3 separate regions of the Homo sapiens genome follow, and regions 2 and 3 are each linked to region 1. The links are chromatin loops, found by intact Hi-C in ENCODE. Cell type or tissue: IMR-90. All regions are shown on one strand.

Region 1 (5,000 bases):
GAAAGTGATGCTGTAGCTTGGACCCAAACCTGGAGAATTTTTAAACTCTGCATAAGCTGTACTTCAAGGATCCAGCAGTTTACTTCCATATGAGTTGATGCCTAAATTCACCCCAGAGTCAGATTTGCCCTTTTCTAGGAAAACCATCTTGAGTGAAGCAAATGCCCACATTATCCCTGAAGGTAACTGCGAAGCCTCCAGGAATCTGAACGCAGATGTTCCAGGCAGACATGAGTGCTGCCTGATCTGAGGGTGGGTGGAGGGAAAGGAATGCACTGAGCTCCCGACATCCCCCCGTGCGCGGCTGATACCCGAGTGCGCTGATAGCAGCTGTGGCTCTGTGGAGCGCAGCCTGCAGGGCCCAGGGTGGGGCTGTCGCTGAGGGTGGGGCTGCTGTCGCTGAGGATGGGGCTACTGTCCCTCTCTCTCTCCGCAACTGGATGAACCCCACTGTCAAGTGTCCTAGGCACAGACAGACCAAGGCACAGAAATGAGAGGATCTGAGTCCCGGGCTGCAGGAAAAAGGAATTTCCTCTTCTCTTTGGGCCCGGGGACAAAGTAAAGGCTGTCCCAAAGGTGAATGGAAGTCCTCATCCTCTCTCCTGAATATAGAGAGCAGGTAGAACCCTCTCTCTGGGGGAGAGATGATGGCAGCTACAACTCTGCGGGGGGTCCCCATCTCCCCAAGGATGCTCCTATGGCCCTAGTAGCCACCACCCTGGGAGGTGGACTGCACCTCACTGCCCTGTGCTTGTCCAAGCCTCCAGGACGGTCCTGCTAAAAATTTCAGCCTGATCTCAGCTGCGTTACAGGGCCTTGGAGAAAAGCCTCCTCATCCCCTTGCCCAGAATACCAGAAGGGACAGCAGCGTCCCTCTTCCAGCCCAGGGCAGCCACGTGCTGACACGATGCAGAGGCCAGAGCCCAGAGCCCTGGACCACACACGACCAGTTCTTCTAAGACAGCAGGCTGAGCAAGGCCTGGGGAGTTGAGGCATGCTGCAGCAAGGGGTGGGGGGGGGGGGGGCGTTGGAGGTGAGGGTCCTGAATGGGCAGGTGGCATGTGAAGTGGATTGAAATGGGAGCTTATATTAGCAGGTGGCTGCTGAGGGTCACATGTACTGGTCAAGTCATTGCAAGCTGGTCAGGCACTGGGGTGGGCAATGGGTGGGGCAGTCAAGACTGAGGCATGGTCAACCCATTTCTGCCTGCAGTTTTGTGTGGCTGGGACATCCCACTGGCATCTCCTAGCCCAGCTCCTTTCGGACAGCTCTGCAGTCAGACCTCAGACAAGCTGCCAGTGGGGGTTAGCGGGAGACCTGGCCACCTGAGAGGCTGCGCGACTTCCCTTTCTCTACCAGGGCCGTCGCTCCTGGAGCAAGAAGCCGGCATAAGTGGGACCTCGAGGTCCAAAGCGACCTCAACATCAAAGAATTCAGCACTGTTTTGAATAGCCTGAACCAGCTTCCAAATCAATGCAAAATCCACTCACCTAGGGGCCTCGTCTTAGCTTAGCCCTTGTCACCCCCAGCCCGGGACCCTGAGGCGACAGCAGCTCACCTTAGAGACACCAACATTCTTTTCTGGTCCCTAATGCGCTGTGGACAGGGAAACAACCCAGCCTCGCTGACCTCAGCCATCTTCCTGTGCCAAAAAAAAGGAAAGGAGCCAAAAGGAAGAGAGGCGGGAGAGACCACATTTTAAGGAGAAAGATATTTACAGATAGGCTCCCTCTCCTGCCTTCAACCCCTGAGCTATAAAGCCTTGAAACGTTGCAATTTGCAATCAAATGTCAGACACAAAACCTTCTGGCTGGAGATGCAGCCGTGCCAGCTTCCTGAATTCTCTCCTCAATGTCGGCTGCGTGGGGATTTAAACTCATTTAAACTGGTGGGCCTGGGACCGGCTGTATCCATCAAAAACCAGGAAGGGGAGCCGGCGCGGGGCGTGCACAGCTGTAGGAGGGCTCTCTGTGTGCGAATCCAGGCCCTGAGTTCGCACGCCCACCTGGGGCGGTGGTCCAGCCGCCAGGAACCCGCTTCCCAGCCGCTCCCCCTCACGCAGGAAGCCGGGACTCTGGGCGCAGCTCTCCCGGACCACGGCCACGTCCTGGCTCCAGCTACGGAGGCAGAAAGAAGCCACAGAAACCTAAAGGACAGGAGGGGAAACTGAGCTTTCCGCGTGGGTGCGGCTGCCCTTGACACCCGCTTGGGGGCTCCGGAGGGGGAGGCAGGGCGGCCCCGCGCTGAGGGTGGAAGCGTGAACATCCGAGCAGAGAGAGCGGGGAGGGGCCGTCCGGAGAGATGCCCCGCTGGCCCGACTGTGGCCCCCGGGAAAGACGCCGGTCCCGTGAGCACCGCCCCTTCTGTTGTCTCCAGACGCCCCGCTGGGATCACTGCGCGCCGCCGCAGCTTCCCCACTACCCGTTCCAGAGCCACACCCTGGGGTGCGGCCGACACAAGATACCGCAAGGCCGGAGCCCCTCTGCGACCCCTACTTCCGAAGGCCGGGCCCCGGGCGCCTGCAGCCTCTTCCGCACCCGGCTCGGCCGGCGGGTCTGGGGCTCCCGGCACAGGTGGAGGTGGTGGCAGGTAGGAGGCGCTGCGGGGACACTACTGTCCCTGCCCTCCAGACGGCGCCCCGGGACGGCTGTGCCCCCAGGGCCTAGAAAAGTGCCTGAAGCTCAAGGGCCGCTCTCTGAGGGAGAGGGGACCGATCTGAGTGAGATCAGGGAGCGGGCAGAGGGGCTTGGAGGGGACCAGCCCAGAGCACCCCCACAGGGTGTCCCTTGGGTCCTGCCCTAGACTGCGCTGGATGGATTCTGCACACCCCACATTCCAGCCTCCCAAGACCATTGATGCCCTGTGTTTGCAGGCATGGCGCGCCCCGCAGAGCGAGAAATGTAAGGAAGGGCACAGGGCCGAGACGCGTGGCCGCCCCTTAACTGCGCTTCCTCTCGACTCTCGGGGGCTTCGCGGCGTCTGTGCTCATTCAGGCTGGGAAGGCGCTGCCCCCGTGTGGCCGCTGCCCGTCTCCGCAAGGCTGTCGTGTGGGGCGCTCCTCTGCTGTGACCAGCGCGGTTTGTGTGATTCCGCTCCCCCGCTCACACCCACCTGTTTCAGCACTGTTTTAAATAGCCAGAACCAACTTCCTAATCAATGCACCTGGGGTGGATACGGCGCGGGGGTGGGGGTCACAGTAACACCACAAAGTAGCATTTTTCTGGTTCGGCTCCACCTGGAGAACTGTGGGTTCTGCGGACCCCCGAAAATTCCAACCAATTACCAAGTAGTTCAGAAGTTCCAGGAGTCTGGGCCACTGTGGCGGTCGCCATCTTCTCCTGCTGAGGGGCTGAGGTGCCCATTGCTGTCCCTCTCTTCCCGGTGCTCTCAGTGCTGAGCTCCAGCATGCCCCTGTGGAAGGCCCTGCCACAAAGCCTGGCTGCTCCACGCTCCCTGACTCGGCTGTCCTCAAATCCCCCTTCCCCTCTGACAGCCAGTGGTTTCTTTACATCAACTAGGTGCCCCCAAGGTTAGACTTTCCAAGGAAGACCCCGCTCCATTTACACGGTGGTTTCGTTTTACATTTTTAAGCAACAGTTCTCTCAGATATTATTAACAGAGAAAGCATCGTTTGGGTATAAAAGAAGAAGGCCGAGAATGAGGACATCTAGACCCCAGCTGTGGTGTTCTCCAACCAGCGCTGTGCTCCTGGGGGTCTCTCTGGTGGCTCTGTTTAACAGGGGGTCACCTGCTGAAATAGATGGCTGTGGTGTTCATGGCAGGGGATATGAGGATCTTTTAGTGCAGAAGAAAGTTTAGTGGAAAGGAGATGGTGGAGCAGTGAATGAGAGAGTGACCCTGTGGTATGTGGTCCCAGCCCCACTCAGTGCAAGAACTGAGCCTGGTAATACCTCAGGAGCAGCCGCTGTGGGGTGACCAGCTTGCGGGGCAAGGCATGGGCCCTGAGGAGAGGGCACAACAGGTGCAGACGATTGCTAACCCAGACCCGCAGAAGACGTAATGGGCTTCTTCCTAAACACACACGCAAACTCCTGGGGACTTTGATAAATGCCTGTGGCATTTGGAGTGGTGGAGGAGGACACCAATGTCCTGTCGTTATGAAGGACCCCAAAGCTGGGGGAATTAAGCCAAAATATGGACCCACAGATTGGCTGCTGCTGGCGATATTCACAGGAGGTCATGCAGATTCTGTCTGGGATCATTGGAGTCCCGATGCCATGTCTACCTACATCATGCACGTGTGACACCCTTGGAGTAGAACCAGTTTATTCACAGGGTAACCCTGGCAGTGGCATCTGTAGAGAATTCTGGAGCTTGCAGCTGGGAGGGACCCTCAGTACTCCCTGCTGGCTCTGGAGACCCCAGAGGACAGTGAGGGGGCAACAACTGAGAGGACCTCCTAGGCTGCTCTGAGCTCCTGGGCAGGTCTAGAGAGGTGGCTGGATGTTCCAGAGGGAGGAAAAGGCAAGTGGCTTTGCCCAAGCTGGCTGGCATTTCTGGTCACTCTGTGTCCCTAGAGAAATGCCTGAGAACACTCAAAGTCCTTAGGTCAGACCCAACATGTCTAAAAAGACGGAGTCTTCCTGGAGACTATGGGGAAACTATGGAGAGGAGGGTCACAGGGATTATGTCAGATGTGCCAGAATCTGGGATACAGGCACACAAGCTGGGTCGGTGATTCCTGAAGCCAGGTTACCCTGGCATTTCCAGTGACACGATCCAGTTCTAAGTCCCCTTTTGTGCTTCAGTTCCATAGAGTAGGGTTTCTGTTACCCATAACCAGAGGAGTCCTCTCACAATACAGGATTTGTTAAGTCTCCACACATAATTAGATATGGGCTAACAGGAAGTGGACATCTCAGGCAGTGGTAATCTGAAGGCTGCGGTGCCACTCAGAGAGGTGTGGTAGGTGCTGTGCAAGTTGTATTGGGAGTGTGAACTGAATTACTGTGGCAGTGTCTACTTCTGAATGCTGGGTG
Region 2 (5,000 bases), 110 kb before region 1:
AGGTAGAACGATTTTTTTAATGTTTATTTTCTCGTTTGTCAATTGGTTTGACTTGGCTCATTTTTCCACTGGATATTTTAGTGTTGGTTTCCTGTGATCATTTTCTTAACCCATCTTCATTCATATATTAATCAAATGTTTTGAAAGCCTACTATGTATCAGATCCTGTGCTTGCATTAAGTATGTGGTACTTAATCCTTATGACATTTAAAGTCTAACCATGTAATATATGTCCAAAGTTTTTTCTAGTTTGCCATTTACCTTTTAACTTTTTAGAAATATATTCAAGTTTTCTACAATTTTACAGTCAAATCTATAAATATTTATGATTCCTGCCTTTTGTTTCAAATTTAGAGAAGCCTCCCCTACTTCAAGAGAACATACATTTTCACAAAAATTTTCTTCCACACTTCCACCCCCTCGGTCTGTTTTTGATGGTAATGCGAATTGTCACCTTTTCTGCATCTTCCTGAGTATTTTAGTGTAGATTTGGGAAAGGCTCCTTTGGAAGCTATGGGCCATATGTTATATTAAATGAGAAGTCCTAGAAAATTATCTTGAATGCCTTGAAGTGGATGTATTAATAGAAAGTGACTTGGATTTACTCTGGGCCATCCCATTGAACAGAGCTAGCCCCATAGGTAGAAACAATGGGGAAACAAATTTCATCAGAAAGAATTGAAGGATGCAAGTTTCAACAACACAACGGGCTGCCCCAGAGACTAATGCTCCAGGTAACTAATGTTACCAAACACGGATAAGACAAATTAACCACTAGGCCAGGACACAGGGGATTCCTGTAGCAGATCAATGGTTCTCAAACTTGAGCATCAGAATCACCTAGAAGGTTTGTTAAAGCACAGCTTGCTGAACCCATGCTCGGAGTTTCTGATTCAGAAGTTCTGGGGTGGAGCCTGGGAATTAGCATTTCTAACAAACTCCCATGTGATGCTGATGCTGCTGGTCTGGGGATTACACTTTGAAAACCAGTAAGATAAGGAACCAAACAAACTTCAGAGTACCTCTCACCCTGAGAGTCTGGGGTCCTAGGCAATATTTCTATACTGCTTTGGCCACCAAGCCGCCCCTTTTCTATATTTCTCCATAGAGCACCTATTGACACAACTGGAGAATAACTAGTCTACCTTAAATCTAAATATTAAGCCTCAGTGAGTTGTGAAGAAATCTCCCATCTTCACATATTCTGTTCCTAGATTACTAATTTCAAACACAGAAACATAAGGGAATTCAGAGATCAGAGCGTGGACTCCAGTGGTTTTCAATGTGTTTGCACATTGTTATCACCTAGAGAGCTTTCAAGGTCCCCCCCTAAAGGTTCTGTTTAATTGTTCTGTGATGAGGTCTGGGCACTTATAGGATCACCTGGGAATCACAAAGCCTCCCCAGGTGATTCTAATGGGCATCTAAGGTTGAGAAGCAGTGAGGTGGTCCAATTCCCTCTTTTTCACTCAGGGCAGCATCTTCTCTTTCCTTTTTGAAACAATTTAAAGGCAACTCCCCATGTTCCTTCAGAAACCCCAAGAGTAAGATAGGCTGATCACACTCTTCATGGGCTTTTAACAGTCCCTTTCCTATCAGGAAGATGGTTAATCTAGACTGAGGCTGCCATGTCATTGCTACTGCTTGAGTAAAGAAGATGGAAAAGAGAAAATAGAACTCAGCCTCATATGTCTTTTCTGGATGGAATTCAATCATCTACCAACCAGCCTGAGCCCTCCCCAGTCACTTTTACTCCAAATCGAACTCCATCCCACTTCACGTGCTCCCAGAGAACCCACTGGGTTTGGATGTCATCTGTTTTCAGATCTGGCATCAGGAGGCCGGTACATTCCATTACTATCTGCAAGAACAAAATACTAAAGCTCACTCAGGGCTTGTTTTGCAAGCCTGGATCTCCTTGCAACCAGAAGAGACCCAGGGAAACACACACGTAAATGTACATAAACAATGTTTGAAACTCATCTGAAGCCTCAGAGGTTGTGAAATCCTCCCCAGCTGTTTCCAATAAGGGCGTGAGGCCAGTCACATGGGCACCATGTCTCCCTACTGTCGCAGAGGCGAGAATAGCCTGGGCAGGTTATCCTCCAGGAGAGAGGTTATCCTCTGCCCAGTCCTTCTAAAGCAGATAAGCCTCCTGTAGCAGGCCTCAGAGAAAGTGTCTGCACTCTTGCATTCTCTCTCCTCTCTTCTCTCTCCTTCACATTTCCTGCATTCCCTCTTTCTTCTAACCCCTTTCCTTTTTTTCTTTTCCCTGTTCACTGCCAATTTCTAAGGCCTGCCATGGCTGCTTTCCCTCAACAAAAACCAATTGCACTCCCACTAAGAATCCATTTCTGGGCTGAGCACTAGGGATATCCATTAGCAGAGGACTAAACTCTGGCTTCCAGGAGTTCATGTATGTATGTATGTATGTATGGTGTGCAAGAGAAGAGAGTGTCATGCACTGTATGAACTGCAAATGTTTACAGAAGCATAAACCCATTCACAGTAACTTGGGGTAATGATGATCTCCATTTTAAAGAACAGAAATTGAGGCTCAGGGAAAATTACTAACTTTTCCAAGGACACACAGCTGGTAAGGAGGTCTGGGGCTTGAATTTAGGACTTTCAGACTTGAAAGTCAACACTAGGGATTCCTGAACTCCTTCATGCATTCAACCCATAGTTGTTAGATGTCTTCTAAGAGCCAATGAGCACTGTATTAGTGCTTGATATTCAAGATTAATGAATGAGCCCTGTCCCTGCCCTCGAGGAACAGGGACAAACAGGAAGCTCCCAAACACTGCCTGGTGTGAAAGGCTCTGTGATGGAGCTGAGCACATGAGGTGTGGGAGCTATACCCAGGAAAGGCATCTCACCAGCCTTGGAGTCCAAATGCCTTCTTGAATGGACATTTAAGCTAAGACAAGAAGGGGGAATGGAGTTGGGGAGGTAGAATATTCTAGTGACAGGGAAGCTTGCATACAGATCTGCAGGTGAGACTGTGGCTCCTTCAGGGAGACACAAGGAGCAGGGTACAGAGGAGGACAGAGTGGGAGGCACTGAGAGGAGGGACTGTGGTGAAGAGGAACCTGAGTTGCCGGCCGTGGGAGCCTGCTCTGCCAGCCTGACGAGGCTGTACTCCACCCTGAGGACAGTAGAGACTTACTGCAAGAGTTTTAAGCAGAGGCGCAATCGGATGTGCATTTTAGAAAGGTCGCACTGGCTGCAGTGTGGACATAGCGGCAGTGAGAGAGGCTGGCACCCTGAAGTGCAGAGTGGTGGGCAAGGAAGACAGCTTGGATTCACAAGATATTGAGCAAATAATCACAGATTTGGTAACTGCCTGGGTGTAGAGGATGAGAGGGTAGAAAGTGTGAAGGAGGACCTCCAGGATTTGGCCCAAGCGACATTGCTGACTGTGCTGCCTGCCATTCACCAGGATGAGGACAGCTTTGCGAGGGAAGATGAGGACGTCACTTTTTAACTTGTGGAGTTCACAGTGCCTGTGGGACATCCAAACAAAAAGGACCTGCAGCAGGTCAGGACCAGGGGGAAGCATGAAGGCATCTAGGGCAGGAACTCTCTGGGTTGCTCACTGTCAGGGTTGTGTGAAAGTAGGGACCTGCGAGTACATGCCTCCTTAAATTTTGTGCCCTAGACACCTCGCATGCCTCACCCTAGTCAGGGGGCAGTTTTGCTCCAGTGAGAGTTTTGGGCTGCAGGCAAAGATCTGAGAGTCATTGGCCATGGCAGTTGAGACCAATGTGACTAGAGGGGAAACCAGGGAGAGGGGTAGAGAGAAGAAGTTAAGCACTGAACCCTGAGGGTCACATCCTTTAAGTCAGGGTGGAGAAAAGAAATAGAGCAAGAAGACGACTAAGAAGGACCAGCCAAGAGAAAGAGAAGTTGTAAGAGGAAAGTCTGGGGTCATGGAAGCCAAGGGAAAATAATACATTATGGAGGAGGGTGGAGTGTCAAGTGATGGGAAATTAAGATGCAAACTGAGAGCAATCATCTAATAAGATTAGCAGTAAGGAGGTTATGGTGCCCTTAGTGACCCGAGCTCTGTGGGATGATGGGGTTGGGAGCAAAGCTTAACAAACAATGGGAGGGAGAGCCAAGGCAGTAGCTGGAGGAGATCTAGAATTGGAAAGAGTTCTTTGTCTTAGTAAGACTTGAGCGTGATTAAGTGCGTGTGGCAGAGATCCAGTAGAGGAAGGGGTTGAAGACAAGAACTCACTGTTAGACTGCAGGAACTCTTAGGAGAAGGGGTTGGAGGGCTTAGGAGGAAGTGCCAGTCCTCCTTAGTGACATGGGTTGTAGATCCCAGGTATGAGTGAGAGGGCAGGAAGTGAGGACATCCCTGTGGGAAGTGATGGGCTCTGTTCTCCCTGTGATGTGGCTGGAGGAGTGGAGGAGCTGGAACTGGAGCTCCTGGAAACAGCCACACCTTGGGAACCCCATTGCTCCTATGCTGGCAGCACTTCTCCACATTCCAGAGTGAATGTCTCAGGATTAAATAAAATGGTAGGTATAAATAATTTGAAAAGATGGGAGCTTATTTTCTTCCCTTCCTTCTCCCTGAAAACTGCCATTGATTTCAGAGAATTTTAATTACCTCTTAACCTGTAGGAAAAACTTTTTCTCAGAATTATTTTATGTTCAAACCAGCAATGACCAAAAGAACCAAGTTATCTACATATTGAAGTCTTACATGAAAGTCGTTTTTCTTGCACAATAAACAATTAAGTTTACATTAGCTCTTTATGTTGTGTAAATGGACATCTTCAGAATTCCTATCTGACACCAGGTATAAGGTCCCAACAGATCTGGAGGGAAAGTCTCCTGACCTTTTATAAATTTTTGTAAGAAACGGATCATTTTAAGAAAAAGGAAGAAAAAAGAGCAAATTATAGGAAATGTTCCTAGAGGGTGTGATTTATTCTGGCACAGCCATCTTCCCTGGATGTTTGAATTCTCTGTAGTATTCATTCAGT
Region 3 (5,000 bases), 250 kb before region 1:
TCAAAATATTACTACTCATTAGCAATGCACCTGGTCACCTAAGAGATCTGATAAAGGTGTACAAGGAGATTAATGTCATTTTCATGCCTGCTAACACAACATCCATTCTGTAGCCCATGGATCAGGGAGTAATTTAGATTTTCAAGTCTTATTATTTAAGAAATGCATGTCTATAGCTGCCATACATAGTGATTCCTCTGATGGATCTTGGCAAAGTAGATTGAAAACCTTTGGGAAAGGATTCACCATTGTAGATGCCATTAAGAACATTTGTGATTCATGCAGGAGTGGCCAAAATATCGACATTAACAGCAACTTAGAAGAAGTTGATTCTAACTTTCACAACTGACTTTGAGGGGTTCAAGACTTTAGTGGAGGAAGTAACCACAGATGTGGTGGAAACAGCAAGAGAACCAGAATTTGAAGCGGAGCCTGAAGATGTGGCTGAATTGTTGCAATCTCATGATAAAACTTGAACTCATGAGGACTTGATTCTTAACGATGAGCAAAGAAAGTGGTTTCTTGAGATGGAACCTACTGCTGGTGAAGATGCTATGAACATTGTTGAAATTACAAGGAACTTAGAATATTCCATAAACTTAGTTGATAGAGCAGCAACAAGGTTTGAGAGGATTCGCTCCAATTTTGAAAGAAGTTCTATGGTGGGTAAAATGCTATCAAAGAGCATCACATACTACAGAGAAATCTTGTGTGAAAGGAAGAGTGAATTGATGGGTCAAACTTCATTGTTGTCTTATTTTTAAAAATTGCCACAGCCACCCCACCTTCAGCAACCATCACTCTGATCAGTCAGCAGCCGTCAGTATCGAGGCAGAACCCTCCACCAGCAAAAGATTATGATTCACTGAAGGCTCAGATGATCATTAGCAATCTTTAGCAATAAAGTATTTTTCATCGAAGTGTGTACTTTTTTTTTTTTTTGAGACCGAGTTTTGCTCTTGTTGCCCAGGCTGGAGTGCAATGGCACGATCTTGGCTCACTGCAACCTCCGTCTCCCTGGTTCAAGTGATTCTCCTGTCTCAGCGTCCTGAGTAGCTGGGATTACAGGCACCTGCCACTATGCCCGGCTAATTTGAAGTATGTACTTTTTAAAGACATACTACTATTACATGCTTAATAGACTGCAATATAGTATAGCATAACTTTTATATGCACTGGGAGGCCAAAAATGTTGTGAGAGTCACTTTACTTCAATATTTCAATATTCACTTTATCTTGGTGGTCTGGGACAGAACCCACAATATATCCAAGGTATGCCTGTAGATAACCAGGAGTTAAATTGCTAAGTCTTAAGGTATGTGAAGGTCTAACAGGGCTTATTTCAAAAGCCAGATGGTGCCATAGAAAACCACATGGTGAAATTACTGCACAAATGTGTGACCAATGAAAATAGAGTTGTATAAAGAAGAGTTTGGACAAATTCATCTTGTCCTGTGATTAAACCATCCCTCTTGTCTTTTATGCCAGCTTATGCTGCAACCTTTAAAAATTCCTTGATGGGCTCCTCTTTGTCAGCTTCCCTTCTGGCTCTGCACTGGATCCTGTGTTACATCATGGACTATTCCTGTCTGCCAAGTGTGGCCTCTCCAGTTCCCAGAAGATACCCAGGTTCTATTTCTGCTTGCTCTTTTGTTCCCAGTTCAAATCAGATGCAATATTCTAAGCTGGAAGAAATCTGGTAGATCTTAGCATTCCACACCTTTGTTTTACTTTGAGAAAGCTAAAGTTCAGGGAGGTTAGCTGACATACCTAGCACTTGGTAGAATAAGATTTCCATCCCGAGTCTGTCTTCCTCCAAAGCTCATGCTTCTTTGATGGAGTTTGGCTCTGAAGTCATGGAAGAATGAGGTGACCTTGTAAAACAGTGCTGATGTGAGGATGGGTGATCTTACTGAGTTCTGGAGCTGGAACTCCAATCTTTAGAGTTCTAGATGAGATGGAACAACTTACATAGAAATGTGAGAAAGAACAGGTGGTAAGGTAGAAGGAGAGAGTATGGTGTAATGGAAATCATGCCATAAAACACAAATCTACTCTCAAATCTTTCAGAGAAGAGAGCATTGCTTAAATGAAGGACATCAACTGTGTCTTATGCTGAAAGAGGTTGAGGAACATGAAGCCAGAGAGGTGACCATTGGATTGGTAACATAGCGGGCCTTGCTAGAAGCAGTTTCAGCAGAGGCAGAGTTGTGGAGACAAAAGTCAGAGCAGAGTGGGTTAAAAAATGAGGACTTCCAACTTTAAAATGAGATTTTTAAATTAAAATAAATAAAAATATTTTGATAAGTTAAGATGTTTTCCCCTTTCTTTCAAAAAACCAACCCCAAACCAGGAAAACTTGAAACAAAAGCACAAAGACCATCTTTGAGGAAACTGAGAAATATTTAAACCATAAAAACACCACATATAAGAATAGAAGGGAAGGAAGAGTGGCAAATGATATGGCACTGTGGAGAAAAGTCAAATATAATCCTGTGGAAGGAAATACTGAAGATGAACAAACCATGTAGCCTTGTAGAATCCTAGAAAGCTCAAAACCTGGATATTGCAAAAGGCAAGGAAGGGTTAGAGAGTGAAAACTGGAATATTGATTGTTTAAAAGCTCTTCAACCTTCAGAACCATCCCTCCTTCCCACTAGAGTTTGAAAATTACCCCTTATTTACCTCCACCAGAGAGGAGAAGCATATTTTCTGACAAAATTGCACAAGAATGGTTTCATAGTCAGGGACACCAGGCACAGAGAAATTATAGAGACATCTGCAAAACAAATGTTGCTACTTCCAGCCTTCTTCCTTGTCCAATTTCAGACTTAAAATCTAAGAAAAGAGTTTGAAAACTACTTCTCTGTAGAAATAAATGTCTTAGAGGGAAAAATACATACACATAAAATGATATTTGAGAGTCTTCAACAACAACAAAAAACAACTGCCAAAAAAAAAAAAAAAGCTGGTCATTCATCAATTGGCATGCCCACCATGCATGCAGAGCTTCCAACAAGGCTTTTAGTCTCATTCATTTGATATGGACAGACAGCCAAAGATCACTAAACATTTGAAGAAGGACTCCACCAGAAAAGACAAGGAGTGAGGAGACAAGTTTCAAGAAGCTGTGTCATATAGAGAGATGTGAATAAATAGGTCAGTAGCTAGAGGGAGATGTGGGATCAAAGAGGACTTTAAAAAATGTTTTTAAGATAAGAGATACTAGAGTGTATTTGTATGCTGGTAATCAGCATCTAGTATTTTTCTTTCTGATTTGAGACAAATGTGTAGTCACAAACATTTAGAAAAGAACTGTAAAGTATGTCTGCTTCTGTTTATGATATTCAGAGATGTGAAAAGCCTTCATTTCCATGGTCAACCAGAAAAGCCCAGACAAAATAAAATTCATATGTTTCCGTGAGGCTAGTAGAGATGCAGGAAGCACTGATTAACTGAATTAGAGAGAAACAAACCCTTTATATAATAGCTAAGCAGAGAAGGTTCTGCAGAAGCTTCCATACTTAAAGGTGGATGCGTGGTCTAGGTTTGGGTAATTGGAGGAGTGGGTCTGCCATAGACAGACACTCTGCAGGGATAAGGAAAAGTCAGCTGAGTCTTACATAAACATGTGTGCCAGAAGGAGGCTTTAGAATCTGAAATGAAAAAGAAATATCTCAGCCTAAGTTATCCCCCCTCACCCACATTTCTGCATTTTTCCAAGAAAGCAGCAGTGGAGGAATTGCCTGCAGAGTAGAGATAAATCACATAATTAGGTGGATTCTCATTGTGCTTGGATTCTGGAGTCCTACCAGAGTGAAATACAAAGGTCAAGCAAAAATATCTGAAGCTGCACCTAGCCATCTACCAATTCAAATACTGAGAAGATCACAAAGGCAGGGCAGGGCAAAAGTCCAGGAGTTGGCCTAATAACAGGGAACATGAATCTAACAAAAGGTGCAGCCCAGCCCAAGCTCACCCTGACTCAAGGAGGAATCTAATGATCAGCCCCTCGCCCTAGCTCACAAAGAATAAAAGCCTTATGCTCTGCAGTGAGTAAACAACACAAATCAATATTATACCGAAGTCTCCACTGCTTTTTTTATACTCAGTGACTGAAATGTAAACTGTTATGAAAAATGGGAAGAAGCAGAGGAATATTACTCACAATAAAGAAAAACATAGTTAATAGAAACAAACCACAGATGACTCAGTTATTTGAATTAATGGACAGGGACTTTTAAGCAACTATTATAAATAGGTTAAATAATTTACAGGAAAAGGTGAATACAATGGGGGGGAAGATATGGGTGATCAGAAATTAAAAAAAGAAAACTCAAAGAAAGAACCAAGTGAAAACTGTGGAACTGAAAGATACATTATTTGAAATAAAAAATTTATCAGATAGGTTTAAAACCAGATTGAACACCACAGAAAAGGGATTAATAAGTTTAAAAACAAGTGAATAGAAATATCCAAACTGAAAGACAGAAAGGGAAAAGTCTGAGGGCTGGAGGGAGAAAATGAACCAGTCCTGTGACTTATGGGAGAATATCAAGTGATCTATACTACTTGATAACATGTATTTGTGTAATTGGAATACCAAACGTGATCCACACACAGATCCAAGAAGCTCAAAGAACCTCAAGCAGGACAAATGCAAAGAAAGCATCACCTAAGTGCATCATAGTCAAATTTCTGAAAAATCTAAAAAGCGGCCAGAGGGAAGGCAGGAAAGATATATTAAAGAGAAGCAACATTAAAAAAATAACTTACTTTTTATTAGGAAAAAAAAATGCAATCCAGAGAATGAAGGTCCAATATCTTTAAAGAGATAAAAGAAAAAAATCAACTTAAAATTCTATATCCAGTTAAAATATTTAAGGCAGAATTAGACATTTTCAGAAGGGGGAAAATGCCTAAGAGAATCATCAGCAGCAAATCTGCGCTATTAAAAAAAATGCTAAAGGAATTCTTTAGGGTGAAGGAAAATGATACCA

Evidence for each region. Peaks named below come from ENCODE experiments on the same cell type or tissue, not always from the same donor. Only the 100,000 strongest peaks of a DNase experiment are listed, where the experiment ranks them.
Region 2: it touches region 1 in a loop (2.6-fold over the local background); 5 of 110 quality-filtered maps call a loop at or near these places.
Region 3: it touches region 1 in a loop (11-fold over the local background); 3 of 110 quality-filtered maps call a loop at or near these places.

The regions. Positions count from the first base shown.
Region 1 is chr2:69,304,544-69,309,543 of GRCh38, forward strand. No RefSeq gene overlaps it. Among named protein-coding and RNA genes, the nearest start is that of GFPT1, 80 kb to the right of the region's middle. RefSeq lists enhancers at 1,570-2,309, 2,795-2,844 and a silencer at 2,415-2,564. In IMR-90, CTCF peaks have their summits at 2,608 (motif pointing right), 3,020 (motif pointing left) and 4,518; a DNase peak (open chromatin) is centred at 2,988; H3K4me3 peaks cover 923 bases; H3K27ac peaks cover 2,089 bases.
Region 2 is chr2:69,198,334-69,203,333 of GRCh38, forward strand. All of the region lies in intron 17 of ANTXR1 (ANTXR cell adhesion molecule 1), which reads left to right. LOC124906019 (a long non-coding RNA gene) reads left to right here. Exons shown (of 2, transcript XR_007086799.1): 1 at 1-5,000. Among named protein-coding and RNA genes, the nearest start is that of MIR3126, 97 kb to the left of the region's middle. In IMR-90, no CTCF peak of the experiment used is centred here; a DNase peak (open chromatin) is centred at 1,958; H3K27ac peaks cover 1,862 bases.
Region 3 is chr2:69,058,554-69,063,553 of GRCh38, forward strand. All of the region lies in intron 3 of ANTXR1 (ANTXR cell adhesion molecule 1), which reads left to right. Among named protein-coding and RNA genes, the nearest start is that of MIR3126, 43 kb to the right of the region's middle. In IMR-90, no CTCF peak of the experiment used is centred here; no DNase peak of the experiment used is centred here.